Regions from separate parts of the Homo sapiens genome. Here region 1 is linked to region 2. Evidence: read pairs that join two places in POLR2A ChIA-PET (ENCODE). Cell type or tissue: endothelial cell of umbilical vein. All regions are shown on one strand.

Evidence for each region. ChIA-PET counts read pairs that join two places held together with the same protein. Peaks named below come from ENCODE experiments on the same cell type or tissue, not always from the same donor. Only the 100,000 strongest peaks of a DNase experiment are listed, where the experiment ranks them.
Region 1: POLR2A ChIA-PET joins it to region 2 with 9 read pairs; 3 of 35 experiments call an interaction of 5 or more read pairs at or near these places.

What each region holds. Positions count from the first base shown.
Region 1 is chr17:78,436,963-78,440,962 of GRCh38, forward strand. It overlaps DNAH17 (dynein axonemal heavy chain 17), which reads right to left. Exons shown (of 81, transcript NM_173628.4): 73 at 2,128-2,255; 74 at 679-906. Among named protein-coding and RNA genes, the nearest start is that of DNAH17-AS1, 46 kb to the right of the region's middle. RefSeq lists an enhancer at 168-796. In endothelial cell of umbilical vein, no CTCF peak of the experiment used is centred here; no DNase peak of the experiment used is centred here.
Region 2 is chr17:78,598,577-78,602,576 of GRCh38, forward strand. No RefSeq gene overlaps it. Among named protein-coding and RNA genes, the nearest start is that of DNAH17, 23 kb to the left of the region's middle. In endothelial cell of umbilical vein, no CTCF peak of the experiment used is centred here; a DNase peak (open chromatin) is centred at 1,955.

The DNA of each region.
Region 1 (4,000 bases), 160 kb before region 2:
CCCCAGGCAGATGCAGAAGTGGGATCCCAGCCAAGGAGGGTCCTCGAGCCCCAGGTGCCAGGCAGGCCCTCACCCTCCGTCCTGGAGGCAACCAGCAGCCACTACAGCTGTTAGCAGAGGAGGACCGGGCTCCCTAGCTAGCTGTGTTTTGCCAGCTGTTCCTGCTGATGGTGGGTCAGAGGGGGGCTGAAGGCAAGGAAACCTGGTCACAGATCCAGAGCCTCAGCGAGTACAGCAACCCCATCTACCCTGGTTGCCCATAGCCTCCAGCAGTGGGGCTCTGTACTCCCAGGAAAGCTGACCAGCCTCCAGGGAGTACCCCACGGAGCTTGGCCCCATTTCCAAGGACCAGTCATGACGTGTTCCATGCTCTTTAAACACAATGGACAGCATCTACCAGCCCTCATTTGCAGGTTCATAGAACTGATTAAAAACTATGTGTTTCTGCATCTACAGCTTTAAGTAATAAATAGTGCCAGAGCACCTTAAATTATTTGCATTTTTCCGTCTTTTAGAAATACATTGATTTTGACTGCGAGGGGTGTGTGGACAGGGGAAGCCCAGAGGGGAGGTGTCCCCAGAGTTCAGAGCGGTCCTCAGTGGTCCTCGGGGCCCCAAGGGATGGATGCCAGGCCGTGGCATGGGATGGGGAGGCAGCCCGAGCAGGCGTGGCCCTACCTGGGTGAACAGGTCCAGGGCCTTGTGCAAGTTGGCGTGCATGCCCGTGGGGGGCTCGTTGGTGATCTTGATGGCGTTCTCCAGAATGCCCTGGGGGATGATGTGGGTCTCGGGGCTGGGGGCAGGCTCCGCGCTGATGAACACCCGGTAGTCCTCATGGCTGCCCGTGCTGTAGTGCTCCAGCTTCTTGTCCAGTGTTCCCAGCCACCGGGCCACCAGGTGGATATTCTGCAGCCAAGACTAGAGGCTGGTTACACACTTTGCCCAGCTCCTGGCCCACGAGGAGAGACTGGCACGTGGCTATGTTCCCTGGTGAGGGCAGGGCTCTTCTGCCAGCACCCCACACTTGCCTGGTGCTGGCACTGCCCCACCCCTCACCTGTCCACCCTAACCAGGTGCTGGGCATGCCAGGATGTCTTCGGCGAAGCAACTGAGGCCCCAGAATCTATTTTTGTGTTCAATGAATTGCAAACCTCCAGCCTTACGGTGAGTCCTTTGTGTCCTCCCTGGCATAAGGCTGAGATTCTGTGGTCCCCACCCCTCCTCTTGAAGCTGAGGGCTTCCCACCGGGGCCAGGCTTAGCCCTGTGGATTGAGGTCGACACACACTGTAAGACCCGTGGAAGCTGGGACAGGCCCAGAGGCGCTCGAGGACAAGCGGTAGTGAGAAGGGGTCTTGGATGGGCTCCAGGGCTGAGGAGGGGTGGTCGTGCTAGCGTTGAACCAAATGTGCAGAGAGCATCTCCTGGGCGCTCTGGGCTTTGCTGCCTGCCCCAAGTGAGGAGAAGGAGGAGGAGGAGGAGGAGGGAGGAGGGAGGAGGAGGAGGAGATGCTTTTGTCAACCCAGCACTTGTCATCTTTTTTTTTTATTTTTTTGAGATGGAGTCTCACTCTGTCGCCCGGGCTGGAGTGCAGTGGTGCACTCTTGGCTCACTGCAACCTCTGCCTCCCCGGGTTCAAGCGATTTTCCTGCCTCAGCCTCCCAAGTAGTTGAGGTTACAGGCATGTGCCAGCACACTTGGCTAATTTTTGTATTTTTAGTAGAGACAGGGTTTCGCCATGTTGGTCAGGCTGGTCTCGAACTCCTGACCTCAGGTGATCCGCCTGCCTTGGCCTCCCAAAGTGCTGGGCCTACAGGTGTGAGCCACCGTGCCCAACCATCTGTTGTTTAAATAATCTCTGTTTGGGGTACTCTCGTATAAAGCCCAGCTTCCCTCTCACCGTTGAAGAATCCACGCTTTCCTCTGGGCAGTCATGGCGTGCCACACCACCCAGCTGACCCCAGCAGAGCCGACACTGGGGATGCCTCCTCCTTCAGTGGTGTTAGGATTTCCACCCACATTTCTGAATGCAAACTCCACATCCTGCTTCCTTCCGGGCCTTCTGGCCCATCCCCATTGGCCACCTCAGTGCGGGGAGCCCTTACCCTGCAGTGCTGGCCCCCTCGTACCTGCAGAATGACCCAGTGTCCTTTCTCTGCAGCCACGTCCAGGGCGTTCTCAGCCACCACCTCTTGTCCCTGCCCCAGGGACACATTATGGAGTTTTCCATTGTCTATGGTAAACCCTAGTTTTTTTCCTAAAGAAAAGAAAAACAGGAAAAAAACACCACGTAATTAAATGACACAGGTTCAGGCTCTGTGATCTACAGCCAGGAATTCCACATGCCTCCCTCATTTAGTTTCGGTGGTGAAATACACATGACATAAAACTTGCTGTTTTAAAACCCATCTTAAAGCGTACAGTGCACCGACATTCAGTATATTCACAATGCTGTGCAATCATCCGTTTGGTTCTAGAACATTGTCATGGCCCAAGAGGTGGTCCCCATACCCATTAGGCAGTCGCTCCCAATCTCCTCCAGGAGCCACTCGTCTACAGTCTCCTTTGTGTCTCCATGGATTTATCCATTCTGGATATTTCATATCAAGGGAACTGCACAATATGGGGCCTTTGTGTCTGGCTTCTGTCACTGAGCATAGTGTTTTTGAGGTCCATCCACGTTGTAGCATGTATCAGTACTTCACTTTTTTTTTTTTTTTTTTTTTTGAGATGGAGTCTCACTCTGTCGCCCAGGCTGGAGTGCAGTGGTGCCATCTCTGCTCACTGCAACCTCCACCTCCCGGGTTCAAGTGATTCTCCTGCCTCAGCCTCCTGAGTAGCTGGGACTACAGGCGCCCGCCACCACACCTGGCTAATGTTTGTATTTTTAGTAGAGATGGGGTTTCATCATGTTGGCTAGGCTGGTCTCAAACTCCTGACCTCAGGCGATCCACCTGCCTTGGCCTCCCAAAGTGCTGGGATTATGGGTGTGAGCCACTGTGGCTGGCCTCACTTTTTTTTGAGACAGGGTCTCAACTCTGTCACCTAGCCTGAACTCCACTCCCCAAGCTCAAGTGATCCTTCTGCCTTGGCCTCCAGAGTAGCTGGGACCACAGGCATGCACCACTATGCCCAGCTAATTTATAAAATTATCTGTAGAGACAAGCTCTCCCTGTGTTGACCAGGCTGATCTTGAACTCCAGGGCTCAGGTGCTCCTCCTGTCTCAGACTCCCAAAGTTCTGGGACTACAGCTGTGAGCCACTGCACCTGGCCGACTTCATGCTTTTTTTTTTTTTTTTTTTTTTTTTTTTTTGAGACAGGGTCTTACTCGGTCGCCCAGGCTGGAGTGAAGTGGCTTGATCACGGCTCACTACAGCTTCAACCTTTTGGGCTCAAGTGATCCTCCCACCTCAGCCTCACAGGTAACTGGGACTACAGGCGTACACCACCATACCTGGCTACGTTTTCTTGTATGTTTTGTAGAGACGGGGTTTTGCCATGTTGCCAAGGCTGGTCTTGAACTCCTGTGATCAAGCGATCCGCCCACCCTGGCCTCCCAAAGTGCTGGGATACAGGTGTGAGCTACCGCCCCCGGCCTGCTTCACTCTTTTTTAATCGAGGGATACTATTCCACCATATAGAGCCACCATATTCTGTTTATCCACTTATCCATTTGTCAGTTAATGGACATTTGGGTTGTTTCTGCCTTTTGGCTATTATGAATGAACGTCTGTGTAGAGTACTTGCTTGAACACAGATTTAAATTTCCAGTTCTTTTGGGTGTATACTCAGGCGTGGAATTGCTGGCTCTTGTGCCAATTCTATATGTAACTTACTGAGAAACCACCAGACTGTTTTCCACAGCAGCGGCCCCATTTTACATCCGCTCAGCAACCTACAAGGGTCGCAGTTCTCAGGCCTCACAACTCGTGTTATTTTCCTGTTCTTGATCATTGCCATCCTACCGGCGTGAAGCCGCGTCTTGGGTGTGAAGTGGTGTC
Region 2 (4,000 bases):
AGGCTGGAGTGCAGCGGCGCGATCTCAGCTCACTGCAAGCTCCACCTCCCGGGTTCATGCCATTCTCCTGCCTCAGCCTCCCGAGTAGCTGGGACTACAGGCGCCCGCCACCACGCCCGGCTAATTTTTTTTTTTTTTGTATTTTTAGTGGAGACGGGGTTTCACCGTATTAGCCAGGATGGACTCGATCTCCTGACCTCGTGATCCGCCCGCCTCGGCCTCCCAAAGTGCTGGGATTACAGGCATGAGCCACCGCGCCTTGGCCGTGTTCTTCTTTTCAAAGGCGTTTTGGTTAGCCTAGGTCCTTCACATTTCCATAGCAATCTTAGAATCAGATTGTGAATTCCTATTTTTAAAAAATTATCTACTGGCATATTTGTCGGGACTGCAATAAATCTGTAGATCAACTTGGGGAGAACTGACATCTTTACAATATTGAGTCTTCTGATCCGTGAGCATGGCGTATCTCTCCGTATATTTAGGTCTTTGAAATTTTCTCTTAACAAATGTTTGCAGCTTTTAGTCAATAAATTGCTACCCAGCAGATATTTAAACACACACACACACACACACACACACACACACACACACACACTCCACTTCTGTAATGCCAAGATAATGTCTTAACAATGAATGAGAAAATAACTACTTTTGAAGCAAATTCTTCCTACAGATCACACTGTTTTGAAAATAGATGTTGGGAAGTATCTCTATGGTTATACTGTTTTTGTTGCCGAATATGATCTAACTCTTTCACTTATTAGAAACTCTCATATTTGTATACTTTCAATCATGTTGTTACTTCTTTAGAAATCCTCAAGGGCTAGTACCATTTGTTTACAAGAAAACCTGACTGACGTGAAGAGAAATGGAAATTTCCTAGTCACATTTCAGGGGAAAAATCATTGCATTATTGGTAGCTGAAAATGAACAGTGAATACCATGATGTAATCAACAGAGCGAATGATGTAACTCTATCCGTGGGGTCTTATTGGGATTCAGCAAGCTGTGATAAGACCATATGGTGCACAACTAGAAAGCTCTTTTTGTTCATGGCAGCAGCTACCAAAATATCCCAGAGGGGAGAGCTAGCCCCCCCCACCTCCAATCTCACAGCCAGATGATCATAAAGCAAGGCTCGGAGCAGAGTCTACCACACAAAATGGCATTTATTATACAAACAGTAATCAGCAGAGCAGGCACCAAACATTCATATGTCCTGCAAGCATGACCGACATCTAAAGTTTGTCCCATAGGTGCCCTGAAAGTGCACATGGGCACCCAGCAGGATCTCCTTTTTTTTTTTTTTTTTTTTTTTTGAGACGAAGTCTCACTTTTTCACCCAGGCTGGAGTGCAATGGCACAATCTCAGCTCATTGCAACTTCCACCTCCCGGGTTCAAGCGATTCTCCTGCCTCAGCCTCCCAAGTAGCTGGGATTACAGATGCCCACCACCACGCCCAGTTAATTTTTTGTAGAGACGGGGTTTCACCATGTTGATCAGGCTGGTCTTGAACTCCTGACCTCAGGTGATCCACCCACCTCGGCCTCCCAAAGTGCTGGGATTATACTGCAATCTCACTGCCTCTGGTCAGCGTCATGCTGTGGGAATCCCCCAGTACCCCTGGCTGGACAAAGGACCTCCTAGGACTCCTGCTGCAGCCACCCCTAAGGGGTGAAGGGTGCAGGCCGGGGGGACTCTTCCACCCTGTCTGCGCAGGGGCAGGGAAGGTCTCCAAACCACAGCGGACTCACATACCCTGGTGGTCATTAGCCAGTCTCTAATCTCAACAATAGAAAAGAAGCTATTTTTGACACCCTTTTGGCAAAGTGCCGGTTGCAAATGGGGATGCCAATAGCAGGACTTGTAGTCACCACCTCGAGAGGGTGGCTCTTTCTGATAAAACGCCGGCTGACCACCTGGCCTGTGCCTATGAGAGTGCAAGTAAGTCAATGACTAATTCGTCAAGTTAAAGCTTCAACCTTCTCACATACATGACATCACACTAATGATGGTGGGGTGTTTTCGAGTGAATTACAGACATTGTAATTGACACATTTAATTTCTTACAGTCACTTTCCTCCTCTGCCAGCTATTCAAGCCAAAAAGCGAATCTACTGTGAATTTTAGAATGACTGCCAAGAAACACAAAAGTACAGCCCTGGAGACAATCATGGAGATGAAATGAAATCATAAAATACATAGTCTGGGCCAGGCGTGGTGCCTCACACCTGTAATCCCAGCACTTTGGGAGGCTGAGGCAGGCGAATCACCTGAGGTCAGGAGTTTGAGACCAGCCTGACCAACATGGAGAAACCCCGCCTCTACTAAAAATACAAAAATTAACCGGGCACGGTGGCACATGCCTGTAATCCCAGCTACTTGGGAGGGTGAGGCAGGAGAATTGCTTGAACCAGGGAGGTGGAGGTTGCGGTGAGCCAAGATTGCACCATTGCACTCCAGCCTAGGCAACAAGAGTGAAACTCTGTCTCAAAAAATAAATAAAAATAACCTAGTCTGAAAGAAAGCAGAGAAACAGGGGAAGCGAATGAGAGATGGATGGAACAAGTTGAAAACAAATAGCAAGACAGTAGGTTTACATTCATTCCTATCAATGATTACATTACACAGCCAGGCCTGAGCTGAGAGTGAAGGTGGGGGTGGAGGTGGGGGTCGGGGAGGAGAGATGGGGATGAGAATGAGGATGAGGGAGAAGCTCTTTAGCGGGTGAGAGACTGAAGTTATGATTTAGACCTTTGGACCTTTTTAAAATCATTATTATTATTATTATTATTATTATTATTTTTGAGACAGGGTCTCACTCTGTCACCCAGGCTGGAGTGCAGTGGCATGATCACGGCTCACTGCATCTGTGACCTGCTGGGCTTAAGTGATCCTCCTACCTTAGCCACCTGAGTAGCTGGGACTGCAGGCATGCACCACCATGCCCAGCTAATAGTTTAAAATTTTTTTTGTAGAGACGAGGTCTCATTGTGTTGCCTAGGCTGGTCTCAAACTCCTGAGCTCAAGCAATCCTCCCACCTCAGCCTCCCAAAGTTCTGTGATTATAGGCGTGAGCCACTTCATCCGGCCGACCTTTGGTCCTTTTAATGCCCAAAAATGAGAAATCCTGTGAAGAAACCCACATAGCTGGGAACCTGCCCAAGGTCACACACAGCTTTACTGAAATGGCATCACAGCGAGAACCTGCGAAGGTCCAGGTCGGGAGATTCCAGCGTCATGACCAGGCTTGGTGCTGAAGGACACCCAGGGGCCCACCTTTCTCTGATTCCTAGTAAGGAAAAGTACAGAGTGCCCATGAACTCCAACTTACAAACAGCTGAAAGTCTCCCCTACAAGGCAAATAGAAATGACTGCTGTCAGCAGCAACGCTGATCTAATAGCAACTACATCTCTGGATTTGCAAGACAGATGACACCTGGGGGTTTTAAAGATGGACTGTTTATGGGGTGCGTTCATTCATCACTGTTTCTTCAACACATCACCAACTGCTTGTGAGGTCCTGGGCTGGGGGCTGGGGGAACTTGTTTCTGAAACCCTAAGTGTGTTTATAAAAGAGCAGGAATGTGCCTGCCTAGGGTGGGAGAGGATGGGGCTCCCCAAAGTCATCCAGCTCCGTCTGCTCTTTGTCCACGCAGGTGTCTCACATGCTGGTTCTGACAGTTGTTTCCATGATAGAAGGAATGCCTGGACGAAGGAAGCTTTTCCCCCTTGGAGACATCTAAGCCTGTCTTGAGGGCCCGAGGCATTTGGCTCAGCTCCCTCTCCCAATATGCATGTTGCCCACCAGGGACTTCAAAATCTGAGTGGGGGCAATGCTGGCTCCCAGGCCCCTCCCAGGACCCCTTCTCATCCACCCCGACAAGGTTGAGCAGCCGGGGATTTGCAGAGCCGCAGGGTCTACAGGCGAGGAAGACACCCATGAGCTTCATTAGGGCAAAGGCTTTGCTCCCTCTTGAATCCTGGCACCTGCCACAG